Regions from separate parts of the Homo sapiens genome. Here region 2 is linked to region 1. A link is an interaction called in ENCODE POLR2A ChIA-PET data of the cell type or tissue named here. Cell type or tissue: PC-9. All regions are shown on one strand. Links, peaks and the distances in the headings refer to the core of each region. The heading gives the core; the rest is flanking DNA. Region 1 holds the start of LOC105369397 (a long non-coding RNA gene). Region 2 overlaps CAPN5 (calpain 5).

What was found. Peaks named below come from ENCODE experiments on the same cell type or tissue, not always from the same donor. Only the 100,000 strongest peaks of a DNase experiment are listed, where the experiment ranks them.
Region 2: POLR2A ChIA-PET joins it to region 1 with 11 read pairs; 4 of 35 experiments call an interaction of 5 or more read pairs at or near these places.

The regions. Positions count from the first base shown.
Region 1 is chr11:76,752,648-76,762,727 of GRCh38, forward strand. It overlaps LOC105369397 (a long non-coding RNA gene), which reads left to right and starts at 14. Exons shown (of 4, transcript XR_950337.3): 1 at 14-457; 2 at 4,461-4,651; 3 at 4,917-5,075; 4 at 5,402-5,653. In PC-9, for the core only: no CTCF peak of the experiment used is centred there; no DNase peak of the experiment used is centred there.
Region 2 is chr11:77,067,901-77,077,980 of GRCh38, forward strand. The region is part of intron 1 of CAPN5 (calpain 5); the gene reads left to right. Among named protein-coding and RNA genes, the nearest start is that of CAPN5, 6.0 kb to the left of the region's middle. In PC-9, for the core only: a CTCF peak has its summit at 5,511; DNase peaks (open chromatin) are centred at 5,541, 5,911 and 7,821; H3K27ac peaks cover 1,216 bases.

The DNA of each region.
Region 1 (10,080 bases), core at 1,020-9,019:
GGGAGGGGAAGGCCAGAGGAGAGGAAGGAGGAGTCTGGAGAGGGGAGAGAAAGACGTAGAAAAACAGACAAGGAGAGAGGGCAGGAGTGGGGGACACAGGTACTGGGAGAGAGTAGAGACACAGAGACAAGAGAGAAAAGGCAACAAAGACAAAGCCAGAGACGCCCAGCCCGAGAGACAGAGCCACACGGAGAGAATGGAGAGGGGAGCAGGGTCAGAGGGCCCGGACGACGCAGAGAAGGACGCGAAAGGACGTGAGAGGGACTTCCCCCAGGGGCAGGGAGAGGCCTTGGGCAGCTCCTCCGCTGGGCCGGGCTGCCTGCCTGCTGGACTCCGGGAAGGAGGCAGTGACCGCACCCATCTGGAAGCTGTCAGGTCCCTCAAGGATGAGGGCGTTGGGAGGAAGCCAGACATGAGCCACGTCTAGAGAGAGGAAGCGGCGGGATTTGAAAAAGATGTGAGTGGGCAGAGGGGGCAGGGAGGTTGCAGTAGACTGGGCTCTCCTGTCTGGAATTTTTCAGTGGGGAAAAGAGAGAGTCTGGCAGTTTGGGGCTCTTCTGGAGAAGGCCTGGACTGGGCAGGTTGATCAGAGAAGGCCAGCTCCCCAACCCCACCTCTAGGAAAACAGAGCCCTAGAGAAGGGAAGTGAAGACCCAAGGTCACAGTTTTCAGGTCATGTCATCATTCATTCATTTATGCACTCATTGATTCAGCAAACATTAACTGAGTCCAGTACTGTGCTAGGTTCTAAGGGAACATAGATGAGCATTAGATAGTCTCTGCCCCAGAGCCCACAGTCTGTGGGGAAGATGGATGTGACTACACAGTGTGCCAAATGCCACCATGCAGAGAAGCCCAGGGGTGTGAAGGTCATTCTGGGGGATTCAAAGGCAACTCCCTGAGGAGGGATACCAGGGCTAAACCGAACCGACCAGGAGGAGCAGGGAGGGAGGGCATGCCAAGCTGGGAAGGCCAAATGACCAAAGTGTGTCACACTGGTGGGGGGAGTCATCAAATTCAGCTCACTTTACTCTCCAGTGCACAGGGAAGCTGTGATTTTATGTGTTACTAATCTGACTTTCCTCCCAAACTCCTCCCTCCCTGCCCTAACCCCAGGTTGGCGGGAAAAAGTTACAGAATGCCATCTAATTTGGTTGAAAGTTTGGTCTGATCTGATCATTGAAGCTGTCTAGGTAATATCAGTCTGTCTTGTATAAAAACGTCCTGTCCCTCAGGTCGCTTCCCCTTTCACCTGCCTCTCAGCTGTGTGGGAGCATCAGGAGTGGTGGGGGAAAGGGTTTTTAGTGGGAGCAGCCAGGCAGGCCGATCGTCCTGAACCGGCAGATGCAGTCAGTGCCACTGCCTCTCCAGGGCCATCCTGCGCCTGTCCAGTTGCTGGTTTCTCCCATGGGGTCTCCAGCTCAGGAGCTCAGGGCCTTCCTTTAGCCCAGGCCGTTCCTCCAGTGGTGGCCCTGGCCAATCTGACTGCGCTTGGGCTCCTGGTGCTTGCAGACCCACAGTCTCTGCCCTGGTCCCCATCAATCCCCCTGCCCAGTGGGCTCTCATCGGCCTCTGCCGCCCGGGCCCTTTACCCTTTCAGGCCTATTGGTTCACTGGCCCTCAATTCAGCCTCCTGGTGCCCTTGGGACAGGCCAGCCCAGGGAAGCTGACGCTCAGGCCTCCCTCTCTTGGGCCACATTGTAAGTCTAAGTTTACAGGGCTGCATTGCCTTGTTGCTCAGTGGCATTCCATAGTATAAATATATTGGAGTTTTTTGTTTTTCTTTTTTGAGCCAGGGCCTGGCTCTGTTGCCCAGGCTGGAGTGCAGTGGCACAATCTCAGCTCACCATGACCTCCACCTCCCTGGCTGAAGCCATCCTCCCCCAATCAGTCCCCCTAGTAGTTGGGACTAGAGGTGCACGCCACCATGCCTGACTAATTTGTGTTGGAATTTTTAACCACTTCTTATTCTTGTACATTTTCCTCCTATTTTTCACTATTATAAACAGTACTACAATAAATATCCTGTACTTTCCTCTTTGTGCACATATGCAGGTGTTTTTCTGGGGTAGATATCATGAGGTGAATTGCTGGGTCAAATACATAAAGATATGTGTATTTAAATTCTAATAGAGCAGGAGTGTCTAATCTTTTGGCTTCCCAGGGCCACACTGGAAGAAGAGTTGTCTTAGGCCACACATAAAATACACTAACACTGGCCAGGCGTGGTGGCTTACGCCTGTAATCCCAGCACTTTGGGAGGCCAAGGTGGGTGGATCACCTGAGGCCAGGATTTCCAGACCAGGCTGGCCAACATGGTCTCTACTAAAAATACAAAAACGTCTCTACTAAAAATACAAAATACTAAAAAAAATACTATATATATATATATATATATATATATATATATATATATATATACACATATATCTGGGCATGGTGGGGGGCGCCTGTAATCCCAGCACTTTGGGAGGCCAAGGTGGGTGGATCACCTGAGGCCAGGAGTTCGAGACCAGCCTGGCCAACATGGTCTCTACTAAAAATACAAAAACGTCTCTACTAAAAATACAAAATACTAAAAAAAATACAAAAAAAATTATATATATATATATATCTGGGCATGGTGGCGGGCGCCTGTAATCCCAGCTACTTAGGAGGCTGAGGCAGGAGAATTGCTTGAACCTGGGAGGCAGAGGTTGCAGTGAGCCGTGAGCCGAGATCCCGCCACTGCACTCAAGCCTTGGCGACAGAGCAAGACTCTGCCTCAAAAAAAAAAAAAAAAAAAATACACTAATACGATAACTGATGAGGTAAAAAAAAATTCACAAAAATGTTTTAAGAAAGTTTATGAATTTGTGTTGGGCTTCATTCAAAGCCGTCCTGGGCCACATGCGGCCCGTGGGCCACAGGGTGGACAAACTTGTAATAGAGTCTATCAGATGGCCTCCAAAAAGGCTACGCCAATTTACATGGCCAGCAACTCTTATCAACATTTACTATCATCAATATTTTTCAAAATGTGTCAATGTTATAGGCAAAAACGAATTTCTGATTTATGTTCCTTTTATTTATTCATTTATTTATTTATCTATTTATTTGTTTGATAGAGATGAAGTCTCCCTATGTTGCTCAGGCTGATCTCAAACTCTTGGGCTCAAGCAATCCTCCCACCTTGGCCTTCCAAAATGCTGGGATTACAGGCATGAGCCACCACGCCCTGCTCATGTTCCTTTTAAACTTCCATTTCCCTGATGACCAGTAAGGAGGGCATCTTTGCATGTATACATCCTTTTTATTTCCTTTTCGACTTTCCTATTCAAACACTTTGCCCAGTTTTCTATTTTGTCTGTCTTTTCTTATTGATTTACAGGAGCTGTTTCTATTGCCCAGACATTGATCTCTTCTTATACACGGGGCAAATATTTCTCTTGATTTGTCATTTACGTCTTAACACTATTCTGTCTCTTATTACAAAAAAAGTTCTTAATTGATATGTGGTCAAATGTAGCTGACTTAATTCTTTAGGGCCATTGTGCTTTATTTTTTTTTTCTAAATTAAAATTAAAATTTGCTCAGATCTCCAATCTTATCTCTCTTGGGGAGAGACCCCCTGAATTGTCCCCCACACAGTGGGAAAGGGACTTAGTTCAACCTTCCCAGCCAGTGAGCCAGCACCTGTGTCCAAGGAACCCTTGCGGCCATCACTCCTCCCAGCCACCAGCAGCACCGCATGGAAACTTGGTCCTGCCAGCTGCAGCAGGGCCCTCTGCCAGGCCATCGTGGTCCCCTGAGGGATCATCCCACTACCTCCATGCCAAGCTCAGATAAGGGTGCACCTGGTCTCTTTGCCTGGCAGCTCTGCCTGCGTGGCCCCTGGCCGTGGGTGGTCCTGGCTGGGTGGAGGCTGGCGCCACCATTCTCTCAATGATAAGACTTCTGTTCCCTCTTCTCCTCTGGGTTGGCTCAGGGGCCTGGCAGCTTTTCCTTTTCAGCCCACAAAATACTTTAATTACACTCTAATTACACTCCCATTCCCTGCCCACACTGCTGTCCCCACCCAGGCATGGCTTTTCTCCATGCTTCCCTGCCCACCCCGTTCAAAGGGTGGCTGTGTTTCCCACGAGCTGAGAAGAATACAAATCCTCCAGCAGCAACCTCACCCCTTACCAACCCCTTGTACCCTGACAGCCTAAGCATATGGTGTTGCAGCTATTAGGGGGACCCCATTCTCGTTTTTCATTCCCAGGCAACCCCAGAGTCCAAGATGCAGGTTGCTTCTGGGGTCTGCTTTCTCGAGAACCCTGACCCACCCCTGTTCCTCCAGTGACCCCTCACTCTCCTAGGACTGTGGGGGCCTGCCCTGCAGCAACGTTGTAAGGAAGGCCACATTCAGGAAATCCAAGGTCATTTTCTGCCTATTACGCTTCTTGTTAAATAAAATACAACTTAATTCCTTACAGGGCCCTCCTTCTGGGAGAGCACCCACTGCTCATCTGAATTCTAGAGAACCACTCAAGTGCATATAGACGGCATCCATCCTAAGAAGGAAAGTGCTCTCTAAGAAGCCACTATGCCTGAAATGCCACCATATGTATACACCATTCCACTATGGAAAACATTGCCTTTTCGGGGCTCTTCCTGTGAAATGCAGGTATATTTAGCTCTTCATGCTATAGTATGAATTAGCCTATCACTGGGTTCCCTTGTGACAAGAAAGCCCACGGCAACCAGACTGCCCAGGTTTCCCAGGGACATCCTGATTCTAAATATTAAAACATTGCATTAACCGGAATCTATATAACAAAAGTGTGTACTCCCTACACATCATTCTGTTCTTTTCAAGGAAATGGTTTGTTGAGTGTGTGACTGCATATGGTTTCATTTTTATGCCTTATTGACACTTAACCCTGTCCCAGGCCATGAGCTCTTGCTGGACATACCAGAACAAAGACATAGTCTCTTCAAGATGGCATTCACAGCCATAGGGCAGGACGACAGGTGGGCGACAACCATAGCCAGCAGAAGAGCAGACACTGGAACAGAGGTTCAAACCAACAACTATGGAGCGAGCTGAGGTGGTAACTCATGGTCCGGGGAGCTGAGAAAGTCCTGAGGGATCTCTGGGTGTAGCCAGATGGAATAGACTGGCAAGGGCATTCCAGACGGAAGGAACAGCCGTGCTAAAGCCCAGAAGCTGAAAATAGCATCTCGCTTTCAGGGAGTGGCAATCACCTCGCTACTGTGAGGGCTGGAGAAGGGGCGGGTGGAGTGAGAGGAGGGCAGCAAGGCAGGGGCCAGGTCATGAAGGGCCTTGCATTTACCAGTCTAGAAGGGAGTCTGCAGGTTTTATCTTGAATGCAATCAAGACTCATGGAAGATTTTATTTATTTCTTTATTTTAGCCTTTTATTGAAGCGTAATACATATACAGAAAAATTCACCTATCATAAGTATGCATCTTGGTAAATTTTCACAAGGAATATACCCATGGAACCAACATCCAGATCAAAATCTGTCAGGCGTCTAGCACCCAGAAGCCCCTGCGGGTCCCTGCCAGTTACTATGTGCCCCCAAGGCTGACCACTGTCCTGTCTTCTGGTACCACAGGTTTGTTTTGCCTGTTTTTTGAACTTTATAAATGCAAGTGTACAGTATGAACTGTGTCGTGTTCTGTTGTTCAACAGGACGTCTGTGAGATTTCTCAATATTGCAGCTATCTCCGTAGCTTGTAGCACTCCATTGTGTGAATCCGCCACTGTCTGTTGATGGGCACTGGGTGGTCTCCAGTTCTTGGCTATTATGCATAGTGCTCTGAATATCCTTGCATGCGTCTTTGGTACACATGCCTGTTGGGTATATTCCCAGGAGTAGACTTGGTGGGTTGGAGAGCATGCGCATGTTCAACTTGAATATGTGACGCCAAATCATTTTCTCAAGTGTTTGTAGATGGAGGGTTTTGAGCAAGGAGGTGGCAGGAGCAGGCCTGGGTCTCGGCCGTCCCTCTCTGCACAGGCTGAGTGTGAAGGGCATAGGGACATCCCAGTGGAGCTGTCCTAAGGCTAGAGAGCAGTGGGTCTGGAGCTGGGGAGCTGGGGAGCTAGGCAGCAAGGCTCTGGGCTGAAGAAGGTGGAGAGGGTGTGGAGTGAGGAAGGTAGGGACCAGGGCCAGGCCATGGATACAGCCATAATGAGGATGCCACGGAGACAGAGGAGCCCTCAGAGGCAACTGAGGAGGTGCAGCCTAGAGAAGAGGGAAGACCCGGCAAGAGGAAAGGAAGCAAATCACATGGGTGCCAAGGGGAGCATCTGAGGCAGAGGCAGGCATAGAGCACCAGAGGCACTAAGAGGGCCAGTTAGTCAAGACTGAGCAGGATGTGTCCACCAGACTTGATAAGGGAGCTGTGGGGACCTTAAGGAAGTCATGGTCAATGGGGTTGGTGTGTGTGCCAGACTGCAACAGGACAAAGTAGGGAAGAGATGAGGGATGAGCTTTAAGAATTCAGCACTGCCCCTGGAAGCATGGTATTGGTGCTACTGAAGTCAGCCCACCTGGAGGCCCCAGCATCCTCCCAGATGCAGTGGAAGCCATTCTGCCATTCCAACTAACAAAGGCCTCCCATGGCCAGTGCATTGTGGAGGAGAGTGGGGTGGAGATTCAAGGAGATTAAAAGGGCCAGGCAGTTCTCTCTACTCTTCTGTTGTTTATCTGAAGCTTAAAGGTGATTAGAGAGTGTAGAAATGGAGTAGCTCTGTGGGATAAGAATGAAAACAAAGAACTCCCCACAGACTGTTTGCAACACAAGGCAACTTTGGTCACTGTCCAGGTCTTTTCCTCCCTGGGGACACCTTGCCATTTACTCTCCCTGAGTGTGGCTCTCTCATACCAAAGAGACCTATATCCTAACCCTAGAGATGACAACCACAGCAGAGTATTCTGCCAGGCCTCGTGTTAAATGCTTCCCACACAGCATCTCATGTAATTCTCATTACAATCTGATGAAGATAGAATAGCGTATCATTACCCCTATTTTATAGATGAGAAAACTGAGACTCAGGGAAGTAAAATGACTTGCTCAAGATTACCCCAACCAGAAGGCTGCAGACACTGACTCCAAAGCCTGTGTGCTTCTGCCAGCAAGTCAGCTTCCCCAACACCCAGGTTCTTAGACTCTTGGAGTCATTATGTGGACACCTGCTCTATCCTTTGGGAAAATACAAATCTACCCCTTTTCTCTCCACTTCCTTGAAGTAGGACTCTGTTTTGTATTAGGAAACAATGGTGCCACCACAAGAGGGTAGAATTTTCTACTAGCTGCACAACCATGAGCAAGTCATTCCTCCTCTCCCAGCTTGTTTTCTCCCCTGTAAAATGGGGATAATAATTTAACCTCTCAGGGCAAAGGTGAAGATTAACTGAGCTGTACATTAAGGCCCAAGCGCGGGTGTCTTAGAGCCAATGGTCTACCCCTGTGAGTTCTGTTCTTTCCCCCTCCAGTTTCCATGCTTGATCCTCCCCTCTGCCTTTCTCACCAGAGACCTGGGCCTCTGCATGGACAGATCCAGGGGTGGTCTTTGCTGTGAGATCTGAGTAAGGGCTCATGTTTGCTTTGGGTGACCCAGATCTCCCCAGCTTCTGACAGCCTCCGCTCACCTTTCAGCCTGAAGAGCCTCTTACCCCAAGACACCAACAAACCCTGCAAAAGAAAAAAAACCCAAAAGACAAAAAACAAAAACAAGGCTGAGAGCCTTTTGGCTCACAGCCACTGAACCGGCCTACCAACAGGCTAACTGTTGGGATCCTCATTTGAACACACACCCTGACTCAGAGGCTGATAGGCATGTAGCACTTGCTGGGTCTTCATTCGAGCTTATCTGACTTAATCTCATGAAATTCCTTGCATGGGCACACACATGCACACGTCCTCACACAAAAGCCCTGCTCACAGTTGCACTCACAGCCAAGGCCACAGTCACACATACTCATAGCCAATAATATATGCCCCAACTCAATCTGCTAGCAAGTGAGTTTGGGGGTGCAGGGGCAGCAGGTGAGCAGGATATAGAGCTCTGTTATGTGGGAAATTTCATGGTCCTGAACAAACGGGGGTCTGTTTTTAGACCCCACTCCAAAAGAAGAGTGAAGCTTCCAGCCAGAAGGGGCTTTGCTGTGATGTGTGTGCCCATCACTGCAGAATGGCAGGTGCTCACTGCAGAGAACTGACAAAGGCTCCGTGTGGAGCAAGGGCTGAGCTCCGTCAAGCAACCAAGCTTGTGGACGCAGAAGCGTCACCTTAATGCTTAACTCTGGTGCTGATGGGCATGATGCTGGTCAGTTCAGCGTTCCCTCAGACAATTCAGGGCTTTTCCCCACTCGTATTTGGAGTGTATTTCTGTTCTGGAGGTGGGAGAGGTACAGAGGGCCAGGGCATTGGCCTAGGTCACCTTCAGTCTATAAGGGCATCCCCTGCTGCCCCTCATTCCCACTGGTAGCTCGAGCACCAGCGTCTCCCCTCTGGCATCTGTGGAAGGCTCACATTTCCACCTGCTCAGACCCATAAGGGGCCTGGGCTTTGAGATTTAGAGGTCCATGCATATCACAAAAACTGAGATACAAACATATAGAGTCTTGTAATAAGTCATTTTGAAAGCCCACTAACCAACTGAGCTAACAAAAATGACCAGAGATGGAAGTAGGAGGCAAATTTCCTCCTCTCCCTGCCAGGCTGGAGGATCTGGGCTGAGATGCGGCACCAATTGAGAACGGAGCAGTCCTGTGTCTCAGGCTTGCTGAGGTGTCAGGAGGGGAAAGCACATTGCAGAGGCGGCCCTCATCCCCTCACATATCCATGTGGGCTCTCAGCTGCCCCCACTATGCCTGGACCCCTCAGATCAGTGCTACCAGCACCATTAACCTCACAGCAAGTCTGAGCACCGGGAGGTCATAAGCTCAGACAGGCTTTGGGGCAGTCATTAAATCAGGCCAAGGGCAGTGGGTGGTAACTGAGTGCAGGAAAATAAGGAAGCATCTTTAAGGTTCTGAAGGAAAATAGAAGCACAGAGGCATTCCCATGGGGCTTGGCTAAAGCTCTGGACCCAGGTAAGGTGGGACTCAGGTGGCACAGGGCAGGGGGTAGAGGACAGGAGTTCCCAGCTGTGACTCTGCCCAGATTCACCAAACCTTAGAGCTGGAGGTTACAGTGGTCTCTGTGTAGCTGAGGAAGCGAGGCCCAGGGTGGGCAGGGCTCACAGCTGAACCAGGATTGAAACCAGATCTTTTGATAAATGGCTCTGCCTACCTCCCCATGCACCTCAGGAGCCCTGGAAGTTCCAGGCTATGACTTGTCCCCATGTGACTGGGGCTTTGTTTCTTCATCATAAGATAATTATATTAATAAGACCAAGTCCCTGAATCCCACCTTGACCCCAAGCAGGGCCCTGCATCTCCATGATGACAGCTTCCATCCCCCAAAGACAAATATAACCTTAAGAAGAGCTGGTCAAATTAGCAAACTCAGCACATAGATTTTCAGCTGTTGCACTGCTTTGGAAACTGACCTGAGTTCAAGGACCGGTCCCACTACTGACTTGCTAGGAGCAACTGGATAGTCACCTGATCTGTCTTAGCCTCAGTTTCCTCAGCTTTTCAAATCAAAATAACACATTCCTTGCACAGTTCTTGTGAGAATTACAGAGAACATCTTGCATTGTGCAGGCACGTAGCAGGCCCGAATGACATGTAGTAGGTCAAACCATGAGGAATTGTCAGTTTTTTGAATAATGGATCCACCTAATAATTATCTATTTTATTCGTATTAGCATAATCATTACCAACTATGTGCATATTACTTTATCTCTCAGTCTCCTCATGCAAAAAAATGGAGATGATATGCAAAGCACTCTGCATAAGGCCTGGCTCCCTGCAGAAGGTGCTCACGAAAGCTTCACCTCCTCCCTCCCCATCCCCTCCTCATGCAGTCACTTCTTCTTCCATGGGTGGCCAGAGGGAACTTGTCCTCTTTCCTAATTACCACAGCCCTGTTGGCATGAAGCTGAAACTGTGACCGAGAGATGGGAGAGGAGTA
Region 2 (10,080 bases), core at 1,238-9,237, 320 kb after region 1:
AGCGAAGTCAGCTGCCCTCTCAGGATTGCTGAGCCAGAATTTGAACCCGGGTCCGCCTGGCTCTCATCCCAGAATCTTCTCCCTACACCTGTGGTTTAGAGAGAAAAGTACTGAGGGCGACTATCCCAGGACTCAGGGGAAAGAGAGATCTGGGCAGACTTCTTGGAAGAGAGGGGCTTACGGGTGAGGCTCAGCCAACTCAATGAGTCTGAGGCCTGCTGGGGGAACCACTGTGTTTTGCAAGGATTGACACCTCCCAGGGTCCTCGGGCTGGTCCTTGCTCCTGTCCCCAGGGTCTGGGGGTGGGGTGGTGTGGCTGCCTTTGCCTCCTGGGCAGGGTATGGTGGGCCCAGCTGCTGCTGCAGGCCAGGTCAGGCTAGTTGCCAGCACACAGAGGTGCTCAGGCGGGGTCTTTGCCCTGAGGAGCCTCTCTTCTGACAAGACAGGCAGTGGGTCCACAGATAAGGCCCTGTCCAGAGTTGTACCCAGTGCTGGGAGCACAAGACAGGGACTGATGGGTGCCCGGGAGCTGGGGATGAGTTCACTTGCAGATTCGTTGGGGCTGGGTCTTGAAATCCACCAAGCAGAAAAGAAAAGGCAGGTCATTGCAGCCCCAAGGAACAGCATGAGTAAAGGCCTGGCAGTGTGAAAATGAATGCTGGTGGGGTGGATTGCGGATTAGATAGGTCAGATGTGTGTCCAAGAAGGGCCACCTTTGGCTGCAGTAGTGGGTGGGCTTCCACTGAGGGCTATAAGGAGGAGGCCAAAGCAGGGAGAGGGCCCTCCCTTCTGCTCTCCTCTGCTCCCCACCCAGGGCTAGGCTTGGCAGGGGAGGAGGGACCCTGATAAAGTTTCCCAGAGCAGGGGTGCTGGGGGCAGGAGGTGCCCAGGGGCTAAGGGGCTACACAGGGTCCCAGTGCTGGGGGAAGGTAGGTGGGGCTGCCTCTGTGAGATGGGGACCACCATTGGGGGTGGAGCAGGTTGGGAGTAAGTTGACTGTTGGACAGGGTGGTTGTGAGATGCCTGTGGGTTTTTGTGGGTGACATCTGGGACACTGCTCCCAGGCCAGCACTGTCTCTGTCTGCTTCTGCGCCTGCTTTCCTGGCAGGCTGTCAGATCAGCCCTGGAGTCCTGGTCCCCAAACAGGAGGCCTCCTGCGCCCTCAGTGGGCACCCTCTCCTACCTGCAGGGCCTAAATCATGTGTCTGTTCTTTCTCTTGGCTGAGACCATCTCTGTACCTTCCTACTTGCCTATGACCTTGAGGCGGAGAACTTCCCTTTTCTGTCTCAGTTTTCTCATGTGCGGAATGGGGATAAATGCTGCCTATTCACAGGGACTCGGGGGATGATGAAGATGAACTTAGATCATGTCACTGAACGCATCTTTCTAAGTACATGGTGTCTGGTAGCCATTGTTACTAATAGCAGCTGGCAATCAGCATCACTTAGTTCCCTCCCTGGGGATGAGGGGCTGACTTTGGGAGAAGAAGGGTGGAAGGAAACAGTCCTCTCCTATTGAAACGGAAGCCTCTCTTGGCTTTAGTGGGTGAAGGGGACTTACGGGAGTGATCTGTATCTGCCTGACCAAGTCCCCTGGCTTCCCCCAAAAGCTTCTAGCCCTTGAGGAGAGGCAAGGGCTGAGCAGCCGGGAGCACCCTAGAGTACAGCATGTAAAGGTTGAACAGAAAGCCCAGCAGTGGGCCCTGGGCTCCCCCAGCTGCAAAGAGCAGGGTCTGCAACACCCCCCACCCCTCCCCAGCAGCCTCCTGGGCAGCTGGCAGCAGTCTCTCTGCAGCTGGGCTTTTCACCCGTTCTGTCTCTGTCCCCATCTATTCAAGTGTTTTGAGTGCCTTCAGAGCCCCTCCCAGGCACCTCTCAAGTGCCCTCAGAGAACTCTTCTGCCTCTCCATCCCTGGTCCCCGCTCAAAACTTTCCTGGGCTCACCGTGGTCCTGAGGCTTGGCCTTCCTGCTGCCCACCTCTGAGCCCTCCTCCAGGCTGGTGGAGACACCCTGGGATTGCCTTGCTTTAGTGCAGGCAGAGCTGCTCACTTGCCTATGAACTCAGGCTTTGCCTTTCCCTGCTCACCCAAGGCAAAGGGGCCAGGTCCCTTTGCGGTTGGAATCTGGATGTCTTAGGAAGCCAGCCTCAGGCTTGGATGGGGAAGCTGTGGATGATGTGTGCTTACCCGCAAGGGCCTGGGTTACTGCTCCCCATTCTGGTTGTTTGCACGTGTGCTTCCAGGGACCCAAGTTTTCCCAGGGATAGGGGTCTGGGTGGGCAACAGCTGAGGCTGCGGTGGCCTGTGGGTGTGTGCTGTGGTTTTCTCCCACAGTGGGCATGCAAGAGAAGGGGCTGGTGACCAGAGCACATCAAAGCCCATCCACTGGTCCCCAGCTGCCCTTCACTGTCAGGATGTGCCCCCGGGGATGGTGGGCAGAAGGCTGGGAGCCCATTGGCTTGACCCACCTGCCCTGCCCAGCCAGCCCCTGCTCAGCCAGTGCCCCCTGCTGCTGTGTAACTTCTGCCAGTTGGAGTGAGGTGGGACCCAAGTGATTTGTTACTCATAGCAGGAACTAAGAAACTGATGTGGGGTGACTGTTGTACAGCGGAGCAACTCAAGGTGTAAGAACTTCATTTCCCTCATGGGCTTCTCCGGGCAGGAGAGGCGGGTGGGACCCCATGACACCCCGGCTCCCATTAGCTATTCTTCAGGAACAGCATCGTTCAAGAGCATATTCCTTTCCTATCACTGTTGCGACAAATTGCCACACTTGGTGGCTGAAAACAACACAGATTTATGCTCTTACAGTTCCGGAGATGAGAAGTCCCCCATGAGTCTAATGGAGCTAAAATCCAGGCTGGCTTCTTCTGTGGGATCTAGGGGAGAGTCCATTCCCTGTCTCTTCCAGCCTCCGGTGGCTGCTGGCATTCCTTATGGCAACATTGCCCCAGTCTCTGCTTCTGTCTCATTGCTCTTTCCTCCTCTGCAGGCAGATCCTCTCCACCTCCCTCTTATAGGGACACTTGTGATTACATTCAGGGCCCACCCAGATAAGCCAAGATCGTCTCCCTGTCTCAAAATCCTTAATCGCATCTTCAGAGTCCCTTGTGCCATACAAGGTGTCATTCACAGGTTCTAGGGATTCGGTTGGGAGTATCTTTGGGGCCGTCATTCAGCCCACCCCAGGAGCTGACAGCAGCGTCACTGCAGGCACCATTCCCAGCTCCCGCCCCCACCCCAGTGCCCACCGAGGCTGGCTTCCCCAGTCACAGTCCTGTTTCCCCCAGGAGGTCACTCACAATGTCTGTCTCCCCTCCAGCCTGGGAGCCTTGGAGGCTGGGCGCTGCTGTAGCCCTGGCCCCAGTGTGCAGCCTGAGCCCCTGGTAGCCAGAGTTCAGGGATGTTTGGAAGAAGGGCATCCCTGGCACAGCCGCATGGGTGGTCCCCAATGTCTGGACCCTGCCTGCCTTTGACAGCGTGCTGGGCCTTTCAGGGTGGAGTGCAGCTCATTTCAGACATTCACGCAATAAGCCCAGTGCTTTGCAGGGTCATTTGATGCTCACCATCACCCTACAAGGGGGTGGGGCTGGGGAGTCCCGCTTTACAGGTGAGAATACCAAGGCCTATTACGGCCAAGTCCTGTCTGGTATGTGGGGTCAGGTGAACAGGCTGGGCCAGTAGAGCAGAAAATACCTTTATTTTACAGATGAGAATTCTGAAGCACAAAGAGGTTAACTGCTTTGCACCTCGCTGGCCTCAGTCTCCCCATCTGAGGACGGGTATGTGGACAGGATGTTGCCCAGCCTGACATCTTGGGGCTCTGGTTCACCCTCTGCCTGGGTATGGGGAGCAGGCGCTGGCATTCTGGGTTGCCATGGCCAGGAATAGGAAGTGGCTTGGAGCAGTGCAGTGGGCCTGGAAGTGCTGCTTGCCCAGAGACATGGTCTGCCATTGCAGGAGGGGGTAAGCCCTCTGGCGCCTCAGGAAGAACCCTAGCCAAATCCCAGAGCCCCGGCCTGCCTGCTGCGGACCTGCCCCTGTGTGAGTCTCCTTTCCCTCCTCATGGCCAAGGCCACGCCATACTGGGCCCCGCTTCTCTCAGGGGCCTGCCTATAGCCTGGCCTCCCTGCCTGCATCCTGGGCCTCCTTTCCCGTTGACCTTCTCATACATCATCACACCCCATCTCATGCCTGAGTTCTTAGCCTGGCTTTCAGGGCCAGCCACAACCTGGCTGTGGCAATATTTCTCTACTTCCTCTTCCCTCTCCCCTGCACCCTGTCCTCCAGACTTGCCTGAATGATTTCTTCCTCCAGAATAATCTTTCCTCCCCCAAACCTTCCACCTCCTCCATCTCTTGAAATCACAATCTACCCTTTGAGATCCCGTTTTGTTGCTACTTCCTCCATGCAGCCGTCCCTGCCTGGTGTGAACGAATCACTTCCTTTGAGAGCAGATCTCGCTGCCTTGTACTGAGGCCTCTGCCTCTCGCCTTCACCAGGCTGACCTCTAGGGCAGATTCCCATCTGACTCCTCACTGCCCCTTGGTCAGGCACAGGGAAGGTGTGCAAGTGAAGTTGGAATGGGGGACACACCTGAGCAGGACACCCAGGGCTGGAGAGTGGGTCACTGCCCGAGGGAGGGGTGGTGGGCCAGGCTGAGCAGGACTTTGACATGGGACAGGTTCGTGCCTCTGCCCTGAATGTCCTCTTTCCCCTCAGAGCCTCTGTCTCCCATTTGTGTAATGAGAACAGCACAACTCATTTCTGAGGTTGTGCAGGAGCTTGTGCTGAGGAATGGCGCACTTCAGTTTCCCAAAGTGAGAGATGGGCACTGTCTCACCAGTCTTTAAACCTTGAGTCTTGGAGATAGTCTAGGGACTTGAGTCTAGGACTGCCTGTACAGGAAGTGGAGAAAAGGGCTGTCCTGGTGATAAACCCGCCAGATTGAAAAATAGTGTGTAGTGTTCCCCTCCCTGCCACTCAATCACGAGAGCCTGTGGCCAGAGAGGGCAGGAGCTTTCCTGGGCTCACACAGCACAGTGAGGCAGAGGTGGCTTCAGTGACCTGATCAAGTCCCATTTTGTTAGGTTGTCTCTCCGGTGGGGAGTGAGCGAGCACACAGCCCCCACCCCACCCCGGGTGAGAGAGAATGTCCTGCACAGGGACGCCCAGCTGTATCTACCTGCTGTCAGCACTTTCTCTGCAGGACCTGGTGCTGGACTGGGAGCCCCGAGGTAGGGTGGCCACCGCACTGGGTTGCCTGGGACTGTGGGTTTCCTGGATGTGGTTCTTTCAGTGTTAAAACTGTGGTGAGCTGCTCACCCGAGGCTTGGCCTGGGGCTGCCCCCTGCCCAACAGTCTCCACCTCCACAAGTGTGGCCAGGTCCTTGACTTCTTCCTGTCCTGCCCAAGGCCTGCAGGAACCCCTGACCTGGAACACCCTTTCAGAAGCTCCTCTCCCTTGGCCGCTTGCTTACAGATGCTGCTTACAACAGCGGCTCCTGCTGTCCCTACACTCCCTCCTGCTCACAGCACCCTGGGCGGGACCCAATTGCCAGATGAAGAACAGCTGCAGGGTCAGGCCTCTGACTCAGTCAGAGACACACAGAGCCAGGCCTGCAGGCCAGCACAGCCCTCACATGCTGTGCTGTGAGGCACCAGGGGACATCACGGCTGCAGGACCACCATTCCCCCAGGACCAGCCAGAGACCCTGTTCCCCATACACACATGGCCCTGCCCGCAAGGCCCTCTGTGTCTCCTAGCAGGAGAGCGGCCTGGTGGGATTTATGTTAGAAAGATCACTCAGCAGCCTGGTGGAGAATGGATTGGACACAGAAACGATAAGGGAAGGAGAGGGGAGGGGAGGAAATAGACAGGATTTCCCAGCCCTGGTGCCAGCTCGCCTGGTGGTGGCTGGAGTGACTCACTGGGCCTGGTTGCCTTGGCTCTGGCGCCAGAACCCAGGAGCCCAGAGCTCTGGGTGGCCTAGGGGCTGGGAGCCTGAGGTGGCTCTGAGCCTGGCTCTCCCTCCACCGCACATTCTCCCTCCCCACCCTGCCATCCATTCCTCAGCACACAGTGCGTCAGAGAGACAGGGGCCTGGGAGGTCACAGTACACCCACGAAAGGACAAAGAGACATGCTTTAAGCATCTTATTAGATGGTGACTTAGGGAGCAGATGGAGGATGGGGTATGGGATAGAAGGGGATAAATACATTAACAAAATCAAAAACACAAATAACCGGGCAGCCACCAAATGGAGTTTCTGCCCTTTCTAGTCCCCTCTGGCTTCTGGCCTTCCCTGCAATGGCTCAAGCCAGGGCTCTTCCAGTCCTGGGTCACTGCATCAGCATCTGACCTTTAGTCTTGCCCCTGGCTCCCCTGTGCCCCAGTAAATGCTGATGCCCCTCTGCCTGGCATCCCCAGCCCTGCAGAGCTGGTTCTGCCAGCTTCCCCCCAGGCTCCGCCCACCCAGTGCCCTCCCACCTTTTCCCTCTCCCTGTGCCACATTGTACCCTGCTGTGCCCTTGCTGCTTCTGGCCTATCCTTCTGGCCCTGCTCGGGCTCCATCTCGGAAGGCCACCACCATTCACCCCCAGCCCCCTCCTCATCAGCCAGCTCAGCGCCAGCCCAAATCGGGCACCAGCAAAGATGTGCAAGTTGGAGTTGACTGTGTCCCCTAAATGATGAAGCCCCAGCTGTTCAGCCCTCCCCTGTTCATATGGCAAAAGGTGGTGGTGGGGGGTGTCTTCCCTTAAGAGGGGAGAAGAGGTTGAGGAAGGGAGGTAGGGGAAAGGGGGCTTTGATTGGCAGGGAATGGGTGAGGGTGTCACTGGCTCCTTCGGCCGGCACTGGGTGATACTCACTCTGCCAGGCCTGTGCTTTGCGCTGGGCACCACTGTGGGGTACGGGGCAGTGGAGCACAGGAGAAGGACCCTCAGCAGGCATTCCTGCATTCTCCCTTCACCCCCACCAGTGGCTGGCCACCAGGAAGAGCTGAGGCTCTCTCCCACTCGGCCCTGGAACCCAGCCCCTCCGCATCCACACGTGAGACTGCCAGTCCAAGTCCTGTGGCCGTTCTTCTGGTCTTTCTGGTTTAGTCTTGTCCTTTTCTAGTCCGTTTCCCATGTGGCAGCCACATGGGGCTCCGCAAGACAGCCGTGACCAAGTCCCTCCGCTGCTCAGCACCCTTCCACACTCCCCATCACCTTAGGATGAAGCCACACGCTGCACATGGCATCCCGGGGCCTCTGGCGGGATCCTCTGCAGCCTCATCCATGATCCCTGCCCCACACCCCTCCCCTCCCCTTTTTTTCTGAGCACCATGCCACCCTCCTCAGGGCTGAAAACATCCTCCTAGGGATGGTCTCTGGCTGGCATCTCCCCTTCTCAGGTGCAGAGGAAACCTTGCAGGTGTGTGCTTGGTTGGGGTGTCAGGGTGCCACACACCTGTAGGACCTTCTTGTGGACTGCTCCAAGTGTTGAGACACTCTTGAGTGTCAAGTCCGCAAGCGTCCTGAGAGCTAGAGGAGGAGGCTGGGACCAGAGAATTGGAGGCTTGCAGAAGGTCACACAGCCTGCGTGTGACAAAGGCTAGTGCTCGGACCCAGCCTGGGGCACTTTCCCACTCCGCCTCCCTTCCCTTTAGGTCAGCCCACCTAGGTATGTGGTGTCCAGCTGGACAGGGCTACAGCTGTGAAGGGCCCGGATCTGCTGGGACCTGGGTTACCACATTCAGCCAGCCCTTCCTCCCAGGGCCACTGTGCTGGCTTTTTTTGTTTACCTTTTTATTGAAGCATATGTAACTGATCTACAGACAGGTGCATAGGTCTTAAGTGTAGAGCTCAGTGGATTTGCACAGGGACCACACCCATGGAACCACCACCCAGGTCAAGAAGTAGTTTTACCGGAACCCCACAAGCTCTCTCACACCCCTTCCAGTCACTACCCCCAAGATAGCCAAGTCCTGCTTTCTGTTCACTGTAGATGAGTTATGCAGGCTTTGCTTGTCTTAAAAAAATGGATTTTTTAAATAGATAAAAATTGTATATGTTTATCATGTACAATGTAATATTTTGAAATGTGTATACATTGTGGAATGGCTAAATCGAGTTAATTATCACACGCATTACCTCACATACTTTTTTGTCCTGAGAACACTCAAAATCTACTCTCGGCCGGGCGCAGTAGCTCATGCCTGGAATCCCAGCACTTTGGGAGGCCAAGGCAGGCAGATCACTGGAGATCAGGAGCTTGAGACCAGCCTGGCCAACATGGTGAAACCCCATCTCTACTAAAAATACAAAAATTATCTGAGACTAGTGGCGGTCACCTGTAATCCCAGGGAGGCTGAGGCAGGAGAATCGCTTGAATCCATTAGACGGAGGTTGCTGTGAGCCGAGATCACGCTACTGCGCTCCAGCCTGGGCAACAGAGTGAGACTCCAAAAAAAGAAAAGTCTACTTCTAGCAATCTTCAAGAGTATAATCTATTGTTATTAACTATTGTCACCATGTTACAATCAATCTCTTGAACTTATAGATCTCTTGAACTTATTCCTCTTATCTAACTGAAATTTTGTGTCCTTTGACTGACATCTCTGCAACCTCCCTCCCCACCCTCACCCCTCAGTTCCTGTTAACCACCATTTTACCTTCTGCTTCTATGAGTTCAACTTTTAAAAAATTCCACATATGAGTAAGATCATGTGTTATTTGTCTTTCTGTGTCTGGCTTATTTCACTTAGTATATTGCCTTCCTCGTTTATCCATGTTGTCACAAGTGATGAGATTTCCTTCTTTTCATGGCTGAATTGTATTACATTGTATGTATATACCATATTTTCTTTACCCATTCATCCATTGATGGACTCTTAAGTTAATTCCATATCTTGGCTACTGTGAATAGTGCTGCAGTGAACATGGGAGTGCAGATATGTTTTCAACATACTGACTTCATTTCCTTTGGATTTATACCCAGTAGTGGGATTGCTGGATCATATGGTAGTTTTATTTTTAATTTTTTGAGAAACCTCTATACTGTTTTCCATAATGGCTGTACTAATTTACATTCCCACCAACAGCGTACAAGGGTTTCCTTTTCTCCATATCCTCGCCCACACTTATCTTTTGTCTTTTTTATAAAAGACGTATCTTTTGTAAAAAGATTTAAGTCAGGCACAGTGGCTCATGCCTGTAATCCCAGCACTTTGGGAGGCCAAGGCAGGCGGATCACCTGAGGTCAGGAGTTTGAGACCAGCCTGGCCAACATGGCGAAACCCCGTCTCTACTAAAAATATGAAAATTAGCCAGGCATGGTGGCGCATGCCTGTAGTCCCAGCTACTTGGGATGCTGAGGCAGGAGAATGGCTTGAACCTGGGAAAGGGAGGTTGCAGTGAGCCGAGATCATGCCATTGCACTTGAGCCTGGGCGACAGAGCGAGACTCTGTATCAAAAAAAAAGATTTTAAAAAAGTCTTTTTTTATAAAAGACATATCTTTTGTCTTTTTTTAATAAGATATCACACTTTTGTCTTTTTTATAAAAGCCCAAAGGTGGGAGGTGGTATCTCATTGTGGTTTTGATTTTCATTTCCCTAATGATTAGTGATGTTGAGCTTTTTAATTTTTTTTTTTTGTTTTTTGAGATGGAGTTTCGCTCTTGTCTCCCAGGCTGGAGTGCGGTGGCGCGATCTCGGCTCACTGCAACCTCCACCTCCTGGGTTCAAGCGATTCTTCTGCCTCAGCCTCCTGAGTAGCTGGGTGCCCGCCTGGCTAATTTTTTGTATTTTTAGTAGAGATGGGGTTTCGCCATGTTGAGCAGGCTGGTCTTGAACTCCTGACCTTAGGTGATCCACCTGCCTCGGCCTCCCAAAGTGCTGGGATTACATGCATAAGCCACTGCGCCCAGCCAATGTTGAGCATTTTTTTCATATGCCTATTGACCATTTGTATGTCTTCTGTAGAGAAATGTCTATTCAGATCATTTGCCCATTTTAAAATCAGATCATTAGGGTTTTTTTGCTATTGAGTTGCTTGAATTTCTTATATATTCTGGATATTGACTCTTGTCAGATGG